Regions from separate parts of the Mus musculus genome. Here region 2 is linked to region 1. A link is a loop called in an ENCODE intact Hi-C map of the cell type or tissue named here. Cell type or tissue: left cerebral cortex. All regions are shown on one strand.

The links. A loop is a pair of places that touch in the nucleus more often than their neighbours do. Peaks named below come from ENCODE experiments on the same cell type or tissue, not always from the same donor. Only the 100,000 strongest peaks of a DNase experiment are listed, where the experiment ranks them.
Region 2: a loop joins it to region 1, with 2.0 times the contacts of the local background. A loop is called at or near these places in 2 of 42 quality-filtered maps.

What each region holds. Positions count from the first base shown.
Region 1 is chr1:87,524,151-87,532,150 of GRCm38, forward strand. It overlaps a transcript of Ngef not described here. Among named protein-coding and RNA genes, the nearest start is that of Ngef, 18 kb to the left of the region's middle. In left cerebral cortex, no CTCF peak of the experiment used is centred here; a DNase peak (open chromatin) is centred at 3,275.
Region 2 is chr1:87,659,400-87,667,399 of GRCm38, forward strand. Inpp5d (inositol polyphosphate-5-phosphatase D) reads left to right here. Exons shown (of 27, transcript NM_010566.3): 3 at 5,988-6,138. Among named protein-coding and RNA genes, the nearest start is that of Inpp5d, 43 kb to the left of the region's middle. In left cerebral cortex, CTCF peaks have their summits at 4,830 (motif pointing left) and 7,802 (motif pointing right); DNase peaks (open chromatin) are centred at 108, 363 and 1,642; H3K27ac peaks cover 1,224 bases.

The sequences.
Region 1 (8,000 bases):
TTCTACATTCAGACCTCGGGCAGCTCTAGACAGTTTGTACCTAATCTCTATTCTCTCCACAGTGCTCTTTCCGGTATCAGAGCTTTGTTTCTGAAGTGCTAGTTTGCTCAATGAAATCAATGTCTTGCTTTTTTTTTCTCTACTCATGAAGCTGGTTTGTAGCCTGGTGAATAATCTTTTCATGTCTTTTTCTGGTTGCGAGCTTTGGATGTTTATGTTTTTCCGACGGATTTGTAAACACAGTGTGTTGTGCTGTTTCCATGAATATTTTACATACATTTTTAACATGACCCACTTCCTGGAAAGGAACTAGCTTCTAAGACTCTGTGAATCAAGAGAGCAAAGAGGGCCAGGTATGGTGGCACATGGCTGTTCTGCCAGCACCTGGGAGGCTGGGGCAGAAACGTCACAAGTTCAAGGCCAGCCTGAGCTACATAGCTGCACAGCAAGGTCTTGTCTCAGATAAACTGACTGACTGACAGACAGACAGATAGACAGAAACATAATAAAGAAAAAGGCAACAATAGGAGTTGCTTGGTGTGTGCTTAATGTGGGCTGAGGTCCAGCTGTGTAGTATCCATCCTTTATCGCACCCCCACTTATCCTGAGGGTGAAAACTGGAGAGAAGGGCACCCCATAGGTCTTGTGGTCCAGCCCTTTCCTCTGTGCTGGCAAGGCAGCTGAGTTGCAGAGACCTCTGTTGAGTCATTACAGGTCCAGTGACAGGATTAGGGAGACTGCCAGAGCCAGTGTGATCCGAAACTGTTGTTATCAAACCTAGACCTCCTCTGGTCTGACTTTTTTTTTTTTCCATGAATATGTGATTGTGTCAACACGCTTCAGAGGAACATGGAAGGGGCCACAGCTGACTTTACACTGCTGGCAGCTCTGGGATGACATTATTATTAACCAAATGACTGTTGTGACGCCCCAGCAGGTCAGGCTTCAGGCCTTGCATGTGGCTGTGATTGACCTGGGAAGCCCACTCACTATCCTTAGGCCCAAGAGTCAGATTCTGAGAGTGGCTGATGGTTCTCCCAGGCCCTTCTGGAAAGGCCGCTAAAGAATTTGCTTTGTTTAGTTGGGTGTGGTGGCACATCCCCTTATCCCAGCACTGGGAGGCAGAGGCAGGTGGATCTTTGAGTTCAAGGCCAGCCCTAGTTCTAAGATAGCCAGGACTATAGAGAGAAAACCTGTCTTGAAAAACAAAAACCGAGTTGGGCATGGTGGCGCATGCCTTTAATCCCAGCACTCGGGAGGCAGAGGCAGGCGAATTTCTGAGTTCGAGGCCAGCTTGGTCTACAAAATGAGTTCCAGGACATCCAGGGCTACACAGAGAAACCCTGTCTCGGGGGAAAAAAAAAAAAGAAAAAAAAAAAAAACCAAAAAACAAAAACGGGGCTGGTGAGATGGCTCAGCAGTTAAGAGCACTGACTGCTCTTCCAAAGGTCTTGAGTTCAAATCCCAGCAACCACATGGTGGCTCACAACCATCCGTAACAAAAATCTGATGCCCTCTTCTGGAGTGTCTGAAGATAGCTACAGTGTACACACATATAATAAATTAATTAATTAATTAAAAAAAAAAGAAAAACAAAAACAACAAGCAAAACAAAACAAAAAGATTTTTGTTTTGTGGTCACTCATCTTAGTAGCCTGGCAAATGCTTTTTGAAAAATAATTGGATCAATTATATATTTGAATTTATCTGCTTCTGTTTTCTTGGTTCAATAATCATCTTTGCGAGTTGTGAGAATGAAAGAACATCTTTCAGAACCTGATAATGCTTTTTTTTTTTTTAATTTTAAGGAGGCAGAGTCCAATACAGGTGTGTCTTGAGTCGGATTCCTGTGAGGTCCAGGTACAAGAGATTCACTAAGGCAGAGCTTCTAAAAGCCTATGAAGGTACTGAAGCAGGCACAGGGAGAAAGAAGCCTTGCTTGGACGCCATCTTGAAGGCCTGGTCTTAGCTGCTCCCAGGAAAGCACAGACTCCCCCTCAGGGTTCATTCCCACCTGGTTTAAAGATATGGACCGTGGACAGCAAGCTAGTCTAAGGTCTGTGAAGACAGCCAACTGCAGGGATCCCGTTGACAGGGACCAGGAAGAGCGGAGCTCGGAGAGATACAGTACTCAGCATCATTGGCTTATAAAGAATCTCCTTCTATTTCTTTTCTTTCCAAAGATTCATTTATTTTATGTATATGAGTACACTGTGGCTGTACAGATGGTTGTGGGCCCTCATGTGGTTGCTGGGAATTGAATTTTTAGGACCTCTGCTCACTCCAGTCGGCCCTGCTCACTCTGGTTGGCCCTGCTCGCTCAGGTCAACTCGGCTCGCTCAGTCCCTGCTTGCTCTAAGCCAAAGATTTATTTATTTTATACATAAGTTCACTGTAGCTGACTTCAGATGCACCAGAAGAGGGCGTCAGATCTCATTATGGGTGGTTGTGAGCCACCATGTGGTTGCTGGGATTTGAACTCAGGATCTTCAGAAGACCAGTCAGTGCCCTTACCCACTGAGCCATCTCTTCAGCCTGCCTTCTATACTGCCAATATATTGTTTATTGATCACCATAAAAATAGCCCAAAAGTTTGCATTTATTCTCTTCATTGGCTTCTGCGGACCATGAAGCCCCTGGTTCAGTCTCTCACAAGCTTGTGGGCAAGCTGCTGGAAGGCTCTTCAGGCTCCTCTTCCAAGTTCATGTGCCTGCCTTTGGCAGGAAGTCTCTGCCATCTCAGCCTTCCTCATCACCAACAAGGCCTTCCCTGGGCTGCCACGAGAAAGACACACACACACACACACACACACACACACACACACACACACACTGCCTTGCAGAGTTAGCCAGGATTGATATCTTTCAGGTCTTGCTGTTATTACAACAGTCACTAAACTCCATCCAGTCTTGTGGTCGGCTGCTCTTGGGTGTGAATACTAGGCTTCGAGGCCCCTGTGGGTCAAGCTGAATTGGGCTTCTGCACGATTCTTTAGTTTTTGCTAGAAAGGTAATGAAGGCAACTTGCGAACACTCCAAGGAGCAGGCTGTCTCTAACCTGCTCAGGGGAGTTGTAAGCTGAGCTGGGCGTGCCAGGTCCCTCCTATGGTTCTCCGAAAACCAGCCACCTGCTATTTGATGGTCTGTCTTGAGTGGAGCACAATCTCATTTCTTTTCCTTATACACAATTAGCTCTCTCCAGGCCAGGGTAAGGCAGGCTTTCCGGCACCCACGTGACCTTGCAACCTGGCAAGACTTGAATCTTGGCACGGTCATTAAACTCAGCCAAAATAGAGCATGTTATTATTCCATGCCGCAGAGTCGAGGTCTTAATTTAGAGGTTTGACAATTGCATGACGGGCAGTGTCGGGATCCAGGACTGACAGCACCAATTACTCCAGTCAGAGAGAAAAGAAGAAATGGGAAGAGGTCATATTCCCCCTCAGGGCGCAGTGTGCAGGCTGAGTCCTGGAACCCCCCAGGATGCTGCAGGTCATGTTTGTTGCTCCTTTTGGTCTCTACAGCACTCTCCCAAATCTCTAACACAGGGCAGCAATCCCAAGACATTAGTCAAAGGTGAACTAAGGAAGTCTCCCATGGGTTCTTGTGCTACAAGAAAAATGTGGCCCTAGGGACTCTGAGTGTCAGTGTTTCATGGGTCTCTCACCACAGGCTGGGGGCACAAAGCTGGAAACATAGCTCCTTGTCCACACTTCCACAAGAGGAGAAGGCTGGAGGAAAGGGGGAAATGATTTGGTTCCTATATGTAGCCCAGATGCCTGGTACAGCACAGGACAAGGACCCAAGTTCCTCAAGACGTGGGCTATGAAGCCTTGAAGGGCCTTAGCGGGGCTCTAGGGGAGGGGAGGCAGTAAGAGAGTGGGGCTAAAGCCTTAAGCTTGTTTGCCTGGTGGTATGGGCAGGTCTTTAAACATATGGCTATTAGCTGGTCATGGTGGTGCACATCTTTAATCCAAGGCAGAGGCAGGTGGATGTCTATGAGCTCAAGGCCAGCCTGATCTACACAGGGAGTTCCAGACCAAGCAAGATTGCATAGTGGGACCCTATCTTGAGGCACAAACAAAATCAACAGCAAGAAGGTCTGTCAAGATGGCTTAGTTAGGTGCTTGCTGAGCAAGCATAAGGACTTGAGTTCAATCCCCCAGAACCCCTAAAAGAGTTGGGTGTGCCAGATATACCTAGAACACTAGTGTATGTCGGGAGGGGAAGGACACAGTGACAGAAGGGTTCCTGACATCTGGCTGAGTTAGTAAGCTCTAGTTTACTGAGAGACAATGGAGGGACATTAAGGAAGACACTGGAAATTAATGTCTGTCCTACATATGTCCTGCAACCAGTGGGTCATTCTTAGCCACATATTGAACTTAAACCTATCCTGAGCTACATAAGACCCTTTTAAAAAGTCAGACTGACAATAAAAACAGCCAGAGGAACACCAATAAGAGCCAGAAATGTGTTTCTAATTCCCAGATTTATGAAGCATATGTAAGAGCCGTGCCATTTGACGATGGAGATTCTGGCTATTCTGCCTTCAGGACTTCATTATTTATCAAGCACTGTGATATGGTTAAGACCTTTGACAAGAACATCCTTTTTTCAATCCCTCAGAACACTGATAATACTTTCAAAGTCGTAAACTTTCTCTATCAGTGGGGCTCACCTGCTTTTTGTTTGTTTGTTTTGTTGTTGTTGTTGTTTGCTTGTTTATTTGTGGGTTTGGTTTTTCTTTTTTCAGTTTTTTTGTTTTTGTTTGTTTTTGGTATAACTTTTCCTGGAATTTCCATTCTCAATATGGACAGGTAAAAAACAATGGGTTCTCTGAATATGGAACCTGTGCTCAGCCTTCTACTCTTTACCCTCACAACACCATTCCTACTGGGAAATGCTTTTGGTTGTCTGTCCCCATACCCCAACCCCCACCCCCAACTCCCCTGACTGTCCTGAAACTCACTTTGTAGACCAGGCTGGCCTTGAAGTCTCACAGAGATCTGCCTGCCTCTGCCTCCTGAGTGATGGCATTAAAGGCGTGCGCCACCACGTCTGGCTAACTATTCTGTTCTCTGAGCCTGCCATCTTCTTGTTGCAAAGTGTTGGATCAGTGATCAATTGCCTTGAACTTGCCTTTGACAAGGGACTAGCGTACTGAATCCTGATGGTGTTCAAATAGCTTTGATTTGAGTCTTCTGCTCCACAACTAACATGCTAGGAAATTAAAACCAGAGGAGGGTTGGCATGCAGCCTTTCCTTTAAACTGAAAGATACTTAACTGTTGCTATTAGCATGAATGTCTTTATAAAAGTTTAAGATGTAGGATTGAAGTCACAAATAATATAAAATATCTTGGCGTGACTCTAACTAAGGAAGTGAAAGATCTGTATGATAAAAACTTCAAATCTCTGAAGAAAGAAATTAAAGAAGATCTCAGAAGATGGAAAGATCTCCCATGCTCATGGATTGGCAGGATCAACATTGTAAAAATGGCTATCTTGCCAAAAGCAATCTACAGATTCAATGCAATCCCCATCAAAATTCCAACTCAATTCTTCAACGAATTAGAAGGAGCAATTTGCAAATTCATCTGGAATAACAAAAAACCTAGGATAGCAAAAAGTCTTCTCAAGGATAAAAGAACCTCTGGTGGAATCACCATGCCTGACCTAATGCTTTACTTTAATTGTGATAAAAACTGCATGGTACTGGTATAGAGACAGACAAGTAGACCAATGGAATAGAATTGAAGACCCAGAAATGAACCCACACACCTATGGTCACTTGATCTTCGACAAGGGAGCTAAAACCATCCAGTGGAAGAAAGACAGCATTTTCAACAATTGGTGCTGGCACAACTGGTTGTTATCGTGTAGAAGAATGCGAATCGATCCATACTTATCTCCTTGTACTAAGGTCAAATCTAAGTGGATCAAGGAACTCCACATAAAACCAGAGACACTGAAACTTATAGAGGAGAAAGTGGGGAAAAGCCTTGAAGATATGGGCACAGGGGAAAAATTCCTGAACAGAACAGCAATGGCTTGTACTGTAAGATCGAGAATTGACAAATGGGACCTAATGAAATTCCAAAGTTTCTGCAAGGCAAAAGACACCGTCAGTAAGACAAAAAAGATCACCAACAGATTGGGAAAGGATCTTTACCTATCCTAAATCAGATAGGGGACTAATATCCAACATATATAAAGAACTCAAGAAGGTGGACTTCAAAAAATCAAATAACCCCATTAAAAAATGGGGCTCAGAACTGAACAAAGAATTCTCACCTGAGGAATACCAAATGGCAGAGAAGCACCTGAAAAAATGTTCAACATCCTTAATCATCAGGGAAATGCAAATCAAAACAACCCTGAGATTCCACCTCACACCAGTCAGAATGGCTAAGATCAAAAATTCAGGTGACAGCAGATGCTGGCGTGGATGTGGAGAAAGAGGAACACTCCTCCATTGTTGGTGGGATTGCAGGCTTGTACAACCACTCTGAAAATCAGTCTGGCGGTTCCTCAGAAAATTGGACATAGTACTACCGGAGGATCCAGCAATACCTCTCCTGGGCATATATCCAGAAGATGTTCCAACTGGTAATAAGGACACATGCTCCACTATGTTCATAGCAGCCTTATTTATAATAGCCAGAAGCTGGAAAGAACCCAGATGCCCCTCAACAGAGGAATGGATACAGAAAATGTGGTACATCTACACAATGGAGTACTACTCAGCTATTAAAAAGAATGAATTTATGAAATTCCTAGCCAAATGGATGGACCTGGAGGGCATCATCCTGAGTGAGGTTACACATTCACAAAGGAACTCACACAATATGTACTCACTGATAAGTGGATATTAGCCCAAAACCTAGGATACCCAAGATATAAGATACAATTTGCTAAACACATGAAACTCAAGAAGAATGAAGACTGAAGTGTGGACACTATGCCCCTCCTTAGAATTGGGAACAAAACACCCATGGAAGGAGTTACAGAGACAAAGTTTGGAGCTGAGATGAAAGGATGGACCATGTAGAGACTGCCATATCCAGGGATCCACCCCATAATCAGCATCCAAACGCTGACACTATTGCATACACTAGCAAGATTTTATCGAAAGGACCCAGATGTAGCTGTCTCTTGTGAGACTATGCCGGGGCCTAGCAAACACAGAAGTGGATGCTCACAGCCAGCTAATGGATGGATCACAGGGCTCCCAATGGAGGAGCTAGAGAAAGTAGCCAAGGAGGTAAAGGGATCTGCAACCCTATAGGTGGAACAACATTGTGAACTAACCAGTACCCCGGAGCTCTTGTCTCTAGCTGCATATGTATCAAAAGATGGCCTAGTCAGCCATCACTGCAAAGAGAGGCCCATTGGACACGCAAACTTTATATACCCCAGTACAGGGTAACGCCAGGGCCAAAAAGGGGGAGTGGGTGGGTAGGGGAGTGGGGGTGGGTGGGTATGGGGGACTTTTGGTATAGCATTGGAAATGTAAATGAGCTAAATACCTAATAAAAAATGGAAAAAAAAGATGTAGGATTGAATTCCCCATATCCCTGAAACCCACGAGGGCAATCGGGCCAGGACTGGAGAGAAGACTCCAGTTTTGGTTCTGCATTTGCTCCAAGGTACATGAGGTTTCCTTCATGTGTCTGTGTGGTCGTTAGCATTGATTGCCGTCTTGACAGAACCTACAATCACCTGGTAGACAACCCTCTGGTCATGTCCGTGAGGCATTATCTAGATTTGGTTACTTGGACTAGGAAGAGCCTCCCCTGTGGGCAGAACCATTCCTTAGGCTGAAGTCTTGGACTAAACAAACAAACCAACCTAGAAAGTGAGTTGAGCCCACACACTATGTCTACAACATGACTGCAGACACAGTATGAGCTGTCTCAAGCTCCTGCCGCCATGCTTTTCCCATGGACCGTATCCCCTCTACTGCGGCCGAAGGAAACAGCTCCTTAAGCTGCTTTTG
Region 2 (8,000 bases), 140 kb after region 1:
AATGACTTGGTGTATCTTTTAAGGAAGGCCTTAGCTGCAGAATGAGGAACAAAAGCTGGCGGCCTAGACGCTAAGAATCCAGAGCCACGCCCCTCTGCTGGCAGGGAACTATGAACTAGGCCTTGATCTGAGCCTCATGTTCCATGTGACACACAGGTGCTTCTCTGCCATCATGATTGTCCTCTGGTTCATTCACTCCTTTGAGTTTAGCCAGTGAGAGCCCCAGCCAGGTGGTAAGACAGCGAGAGGAAGATAGTGAAGAAGCGGGGGTGGGTCCTCTGGCACTGGCTCCCTCCTGCTGGGAGTTCTCAGTGGGCTCCAGCACTATCCTTCTGCTGGGAGGTTCCAGGGGGGTAGGGGTAAACTGCTTCCCTCCGCTGTTAGCTCTAGAACTCTTCCTCTCTACCTACCAAACTCTCCCCAAATGCCAGTTTTATATGGCCATCTGCTTCCTGCTAGGACTATGACTAATGCCTATGACACCTTTCTTGACCACATTTTACATTTTAAAATAGTCGAAAAAGCACCACCTTTGGGATTGTTGGGAGAAAAGGGGGTACACCAAGCCCCACCTCTCACTGTTTCTACCTCCAAGCCCAAGCACACAGAAGGTATCTAACCTAGTTTTATTTCCTGTTGCTGTAATAACAAAAAGCAACTAAGGGGGTGGCGGGAGGAAAGGTTTGTTTTTGTTTTCACTCATAATTCCACATTACGGCCCTTTGTAACGGGGAGGTGAAAGTGGTAGCCAGGCAGAGGTGGCGGGTGCTGTTGGTCCCAGTGCTTGAGAGAGACAGAGGCAGGTAAATCTCTGAGTTCAAGGTTAGCATGGTCTACAAAGTGAGTTCAAGGACAGCCAGGGCTACACAGAGAAACCCTATCGTAAAAAAACCAAAACAAAACAAAAAGGCAATACTCCTCTCCTATTCCCTGCCCCCCCACACACACACACGCCATAGGCCAACCTGATCTAGACAATTCCTCACTGAGACTCTCTTCCCAGATAATTCTAGACTGTGTCAAGTTCACAATTAAAACTACAAATTCTTGCCTGTCATTCTGATTCCAGTGTGGTAACCCCACAGAATCAGGGGTTGCCAGGCTCCTCAGAATTACAGGAAGTACGGTAGACCGAGATGTAGTATGTAGACCCCGCTCCTGTGGGGAGGGGGGCCTCTTAGGCAGGTGAATATGTGCAACATCTCATGTGGAAGGGGACCTCTAGGCTCATTACTAAAGGACATTATTGTTCCTCCTGGCCCACAGTCAGTACACTGCCACCTAGAAGATCTTCCCACGTGTTGGTTTAGGCTTAGTGGGGTTTATTGGCTACACAGAGCCGGCCATTCACTATCCACTCTGCCTGGACATAGGGCCTTTTAAGCCCATCTTATGAAGACAGCATTTTATACTGTGCCTCCAAGAGACCCCTTTCTCTGGCCTGTTGGGACCCATATCTCCACCATCTCCTCTGCCTCTGTCTGCTGCCTGTGAAGACAGGCTGCTTCCTGCTGGCCCACATGGCATAACAATTGAAATTTATCTCATGGGAATTTGCTTCCCTTAGGAGGGCCCTTGTATCCTTTCTGGGTACTAGAAGTACAAAGCACTCAGAGCTGTCCCTGAGCCCCAGCTCCTGGGTAGTGAATCTATATTATAGTGTGGCCATAAGGCCTTTGCAAGGACATTTCTCTGTCAAATGGACCCAGCACCCACCTGGCATCTCTGCCTCCTGTCTCATCCCCATCTGTCTCATCAGTTGGCCTTGTATATGTGCATATTCATTGCATACATAAATAAATAAGTGGATCTTGTTGCTCTGACTGAGTACCACAAACAGGGTCACTTTTAAAGATTAAAGTCCAGGCATGTAGCTTGAAGGTAAAGCAAATGCCTAGCATGAGCAAGGTCCTAGCCAGACACCCGTGAATAGAGGCATACAGCTTATTTGGCTCACAGTTCTGGATGTAGGATCCTAGGAGCAATGTGCTGACTTCTATCTAGGGAGGACCTTCTTGCTGTATCATAACATGGCATGGGGTATCATATGGCCAGACAGCAAGGGTGAGCTGAGATTGCTTTTCCTCTGCAACAAGAGCCACTGACACCATCACGTAAACACACACACACACACACACACACACACACACACACCTATTACAAAGGCTTTACCTCCAAACACCATGTACATATGAATACAGGGATTGCCTTTCTAATAAGTGGGAAGACAGTCCAAACTATCCCACACTTGGGGAGTTGTGCCTATGGGAGGCAGAGGAAAGCCTCCCTTCTTAGCAGCGCCGCTCCAAGCTGGCTCATGCTCATGCATCCACCTGGAGGAGCCTGCTTCCCCATCCTTGACATTTGACCTCAACCCTACACTCCCCATCTTCCCGGAAGCCTGACCCACCTAGGTGGTCAGCCATCCTGGCCTGCCAGGCCCTGCTCCCTGGCCTCCATGACAATGCAAGCATGAGCAGGGGCCAGGGAGGCATGGCTGACTAACAGCTCTCAGCAGTCACAACTGCCTCCAGCTCCTGCCTGCTCCTTTTGGGGATCCCTTTAGCTTCTCCTTCCTCTGCTTGCTTAATACACAGCCTATTCACCCACCATTGTTTACCCCATCCCCACTCTGCCTGCCACGGCCACCTTGAACATGTCTACAATTCAATAGTGCAGCATAGAGCCTCGTCTCTGGGTTTGGTTCTGGCTTTTTTTTTTTCCTGCTGTATAAGATAATGTGCATCTCAGCCTGCACGCCCCCTAAGCCCCAATCGCACCAGTGTTCACACATGCAGTCCTTAGGCACTCTCCACTCCCTGATGAGACTCCTTCCCCAGATTCACTCAGGAGTCAGCCCATCTCAAATTTCTTTGATATTTTCATTCTCTTTCCGAATGCCCAGTGGCATTCGAATCGATTCGAATCATCGATTCTCTCTAACCAGCCCTGACAAGACCACACACACTTTACCTGAAGTGAGTTCACAGGTCTTACATCTTATCAAATTATTCTTGTTATTCCATTCTTGTTTGCATTTGAACCACTCACTGGAGAATATTTTGGAAATCTTGGCAGGGGCTGCCACTCAGGTGGTTTAACAGTGCTCACAAGAGATTGAGCAGCGTGGGGTTTTGAGGAGACAGGGGAGTTTATTGAAAAGAATAAACAGATGGGTTTGCTAAGCTCTCTATAAATTTACTAAGACAACCTAAGCCATACAGCATGAGTGTGTATATATGCTCTCTCACGCTCTCTCTCTCTCTTTGTCACACACACACACACACACATACACACACACACGCACACGCACGGATTTTTGTGTGTAAAACACATGAGCACACAAGTACACTTGGAGAGCGGGAAGCACGCAGAGGGAGGCCTGGAGCCCATATGGACAGCCCGAGTCCACAGAGACTGTTCTCACCAAAGGCCGGGTGACTCACTACAGTGTAGAAGACCCAGAACCCAAGGTTCAGAGACAAGTCTGAGAGCTTCCTAGTTGTAGCAGCTATTTGTCTCATTGGTGTAACAAAATACCTTACAAAAGCAACTTGAGGAAGAAACGAGTTAATTTGGCTTACAGTTCAGGGGATACAGTCTACAGCAATGGGGATGGCACAGGACGGGAAGCAGAGGCCACTGGCCACACCATGTCCAGAGTCAGGAAACCAGGACGAACGCTGGAGTCAGTTTGTTTTCTCCTCTTTACTCAGTCCTGGACCTCAGACCATGGGATGATGTCACCTACATTTAGGGTGGGTTTTCCCACCTCAGTAAGCCCCACCTAGAGAAGCCCAAAGACTTGTATCTATGGTGAGCCTTAATTCCATCAAATTGGCAAGATTCCTGAGTCTGTCCCATTCACCTGAGAGCATACCAACCCTCCCAAATCAAGCAGTCAAACCATCAGGAATAGGAATCTAATATAGATGTGACTGAGTCAACCACCTGCCTTCCCTCCTGTGAGGACTTTCTAACTCAAACCCATGCTCCTATTGGTCTGGTTTACCCCCCAAGCAATGGGTTTCTTTCAGCAAGAAGGTAGCTAGCTGGCCCTAAAGAAATGGTTCAGCCTCTGATCTCTAAACCTGAAGATGGACACAAGTCATGTTAAAATGATTGGGGCAGCTGGATGTGGCAGCTCATGCCTGTAATCCCAACACTTAGGGAGCTGAGACAGGAGGCTTGCCATGAGTTTGAGGCCAACCTGAGCTACTATGTAGAACATTGTCTTAAAATAAAATAAGTTAAATAATAGTTAGACAAGAGTGAACTATGGGCAGACACTTGGCCCATGTGGAGGGATCATGACCCCACAAAGCCGCAGGAGACTCACTAGAGAGAGTATGTATCTCATTAGCTGCAGCAATTTGGTCTCTTGCTCTGGTCTGGCTGTCTGTAGGGATAGCCATCTTAGCAAGGGTATATCTAAATGGATGAAGGGGCATCTTGGTGGGGTCTGGGCTAACTATTCAGGGAAGACCTTGAATTTCCTACTGGAGCTGCCTCTTCCACCAACATACAAAAGAGTCCTGGTCCCAGAGTGTGAGAGCAGTAGAGCAGAGTCACCTCCATCATCAAAAGCAGAGGCACAAACTGGTGATGATCCCTGTGTTGCTTGGACAACTTTCTGACTTTTGGCTGAAAAAAAAAAAAAAAACAAACAAACAAGAAACATAGTTAAGGGCTGGATGGGGGACCAAGTGGTTAAGAGCCTTGACTGCTCTTGCAGAGGATCCTGGGTTCAGTTCCCAGCCCCACATGGTGGTTCACAACGATCTCTAACTCCAGTCTAAAGGATATGATGCCCTCTTGTGGCCTCCATGGGCACTGCAGTCACATAGTACACAAAACAATTTTATATTTTAAAAAAGTAACTAAGTCTAGCGTGGTTACTAGTGCACACCTTCAATCCCAGGACTCAAGAGACAGGAACAGAAAAATCTCTGTGAGTTCCAGGTTAGCCAGGGTTCCATAGTGAGACCCACTCAAAAAAACAAACAAAAACATAGAATTTAAACAAATGGAAAAAAAAGTACAAGCATGAATTTTCCTATGTTTAAAAGCAATAATCAAGTGTGGTGGCACAAGCTTGTAATCTTTAAGCCCTTGAGGATCTAATGCAGGAGGGTGGTTGCAAGCTTGAGGCTACGTTGAATTATATAGCCAGACCCCATTTCAAAAAGCCTTAACTAAATACAGTAAACAAGCCACGTGTGGTAGCACGTGTTCTTCCTCGGAGGGTTGAGCCAGGAGGATGACATATTCAAGCTTGGTCTGGATAGTTTAGAGGAAACCTGCTTCAAAATCAAGTTTAAAACGGCAGACTGTTGATGCCTGGTGACACACATCTGTCATCCCAGCACCCAGGAGGCAGAGGCAGGAGATGTAGGACGGATGTTTCCTTAGCTTGTGTACAGTCCTCGCTTCAATCCCCGGTGCTGTAAAACATAAGTCATTAATAAACAAATAGTCGGGGCCCGGGGTGTCACTCACGGTAGGGCTATGTGTGCTTTGCATGTGTGAGAATCTGAGCTCTACCTTCAATACCAAAAATAAAATATAATTTTTAGAAATGGTCTTGGTGGGGGGGGGAGCAAAAATAGCTCTGTTCACCACACACACACCTAAACTTGTAAAAATAGAACTCTTGGCCCTTTGAGATTATAGGTGATTTATTTTTTTTAAAAAACTGGTATTTTCTAATTTGGATATAATAAAAAAATATATACTAATTTGTATAGTAAAGTACTTATAGAAATCATTTTTAACAGATGGAGAGAAAAAAATAGTTTTAAAAATACTTCTATTTGCACCTTTGCAAAGGGCTCCTGGGAGCCACTGGCTGCGGGATGTGAGGCGTGAGTGGAGAGCTTTTCTGGGATATGGTCACTCCTAGTCTCTTCAGTCTCTGCTCCAGGTGGCCTTTGTGCTTGGGTGACATTCTAGCTAAAGTGTGCTCTGTCCGGGGCTTCTGTCCTCAGGCATCCGAAGGTGTCCCCATGAGGTTCTTCACGAAGCTGGACCAGCTCATCGACTTTTACAAGAAGGAAAACATGGGGCTGGTGACCCACCTGCAGTACCCCGTGCCCCTGGAGGAGGAGGATGCTATTGATGAGGCTGAGGAGGACACTGGTAGGAAGGGAAGGAAGGGATGGCAAGTGTGGGGAGGTGACAAAAGGACTCTGTGGTCCAGCCTCACGGGTGCTTCTAGACTAGAGTACCTCTTTGGAGGTTGAAGGATGCTTTCACAGGGGTCCCGTACCAGATATCTGCATTGAAATTCATAACAGTAGCAAAATTACAGTTACAAAGTAGCAACAAAATAATCTTATGGTTGCGGTTACTGCAACCTGAGGACCGTATTAAAGGGTTGCAGCACTGGATTAGACAGTCTTGCTGGCACAGAAATGATTGGCCGGGAACTCATATGACTCTGAAGTCAGGTGTAGACTAGAATTCCTGCTCCCCGGCTTGTTGCCTTTGTGGCCTTAGGGACTTCTGACTCTCTGAACCACAATCTTGCCTTTAAAGAGATTAGATAAGAGTAGCCCATATTAATCTCTCAGGATGTCACAGGACCAGATGAGCGCGTGAATGGAACACCATCAGCAGTGCACTCCAGAAATGAAGTTGCCATCAGTTTCTTCACTATAGTGAAAGTTGAGAGGCTCCATGCACATAAGTGAGAGGGTGGGGAAGTGCTTCTTCATGTACCATCACTAAAGGCAACCAAAATGGTCATGGTGGGACATGCCACAGGCTATTCCAAAATTTAGGATGCCAAGGCAGGAAAAGCATGAGTTTGAGCTAGCCTGGGCTCCATAGTGAGACACCACCATCTGTAAAGAGGCTTCTAAAATATGTCGGAGAAAAAGAGTTTCCAAGAGTTTGTGAAGGCCAGCACAGAGACAAGGAGCCAGTCTTGGAGAGACAGGTATGCAGAAAGCCCTGTAGCAGGACACCCTTCCTTTCATCTCAAAGGTTCCTTGCCTGACAGAAGCCCACATGTTACCTCGTGAGACGCTCAGCAGGTCAGTGAGTTCCCGGCAGGTTCCCCGGGGAAAGCATTAGACATGTAGTGTTGACATCCCAGGCCTGGCTCCTACCTGTCCCTGGAGAGAATATGCCAGGTGTCTTGTTATACTGTGGGCTAGCTGTGGATTGCCTGGCCTCTGTTTCAACCTTCTCCTTCCTGAAGACCCTCCAGAGGGCAGCCAGGAGAGCTGCCTCACCATCCTGAGGGAGCCACAGAGGCACATGGTGAAGCATGTGTCTTAGATGGCCATGGTTTGAAGCCTGCTTAGATGGGGGACTGCCCTGTCTCCTCTGCCTGACCTCTAGAGATCAGCAGCTGAGGTATAGCTGAGACCAAAATTCACAAGAAGGCCACAAGGCCACATGGCAGCCTTGACCTGGTTCTGTAGCTATGTCCTTGACAGGGCACCACTCTCTCTTCCCTCAGGCTACCATGCTTTTTCTCAGCTTGCTCTGTCACTGGCATCCCATTAGAGGCAAACCCTTCAATGTGTCCTATAAAGGCTCTGGAGAGAATCTGTTTCCTGACCTTGACTTCACCTCCCCAAAGCTCCTGGTCACCTGCAAGACCCAAAGCCAAGGGACACCCAGTGCCTGGACCAAGGCATCTGGTCCATCTTGGGTCTTCTCGAGGGCCTGCAGTTCCAGGGCTCAAAATAGGTTCAGATCTGTCTCCCACAGCCAGAGGGAAAGGAATGTACAAATACACTGAAGAAAAAAACCCTTGTTTCTGTCACCTGTGTAGTGCTATGGCTGACCAGAGTGGCCATCAGGGGGCAGGGCAGGGCTTGGGCAGGAAGTCCTGAGTCTAAATGTCCCAGTCACCTTGACTTTGTGCACATGAAGGACATTTGAAAGGGTGGGCAAGGGTTACAATCTCCCAGATGAAAGTCAAGTTGTTTGATATTTTAGGTCTCAGAAGCCCTTTGCTTTCTAAATTTGTTTCTGAGGGTCTAGAA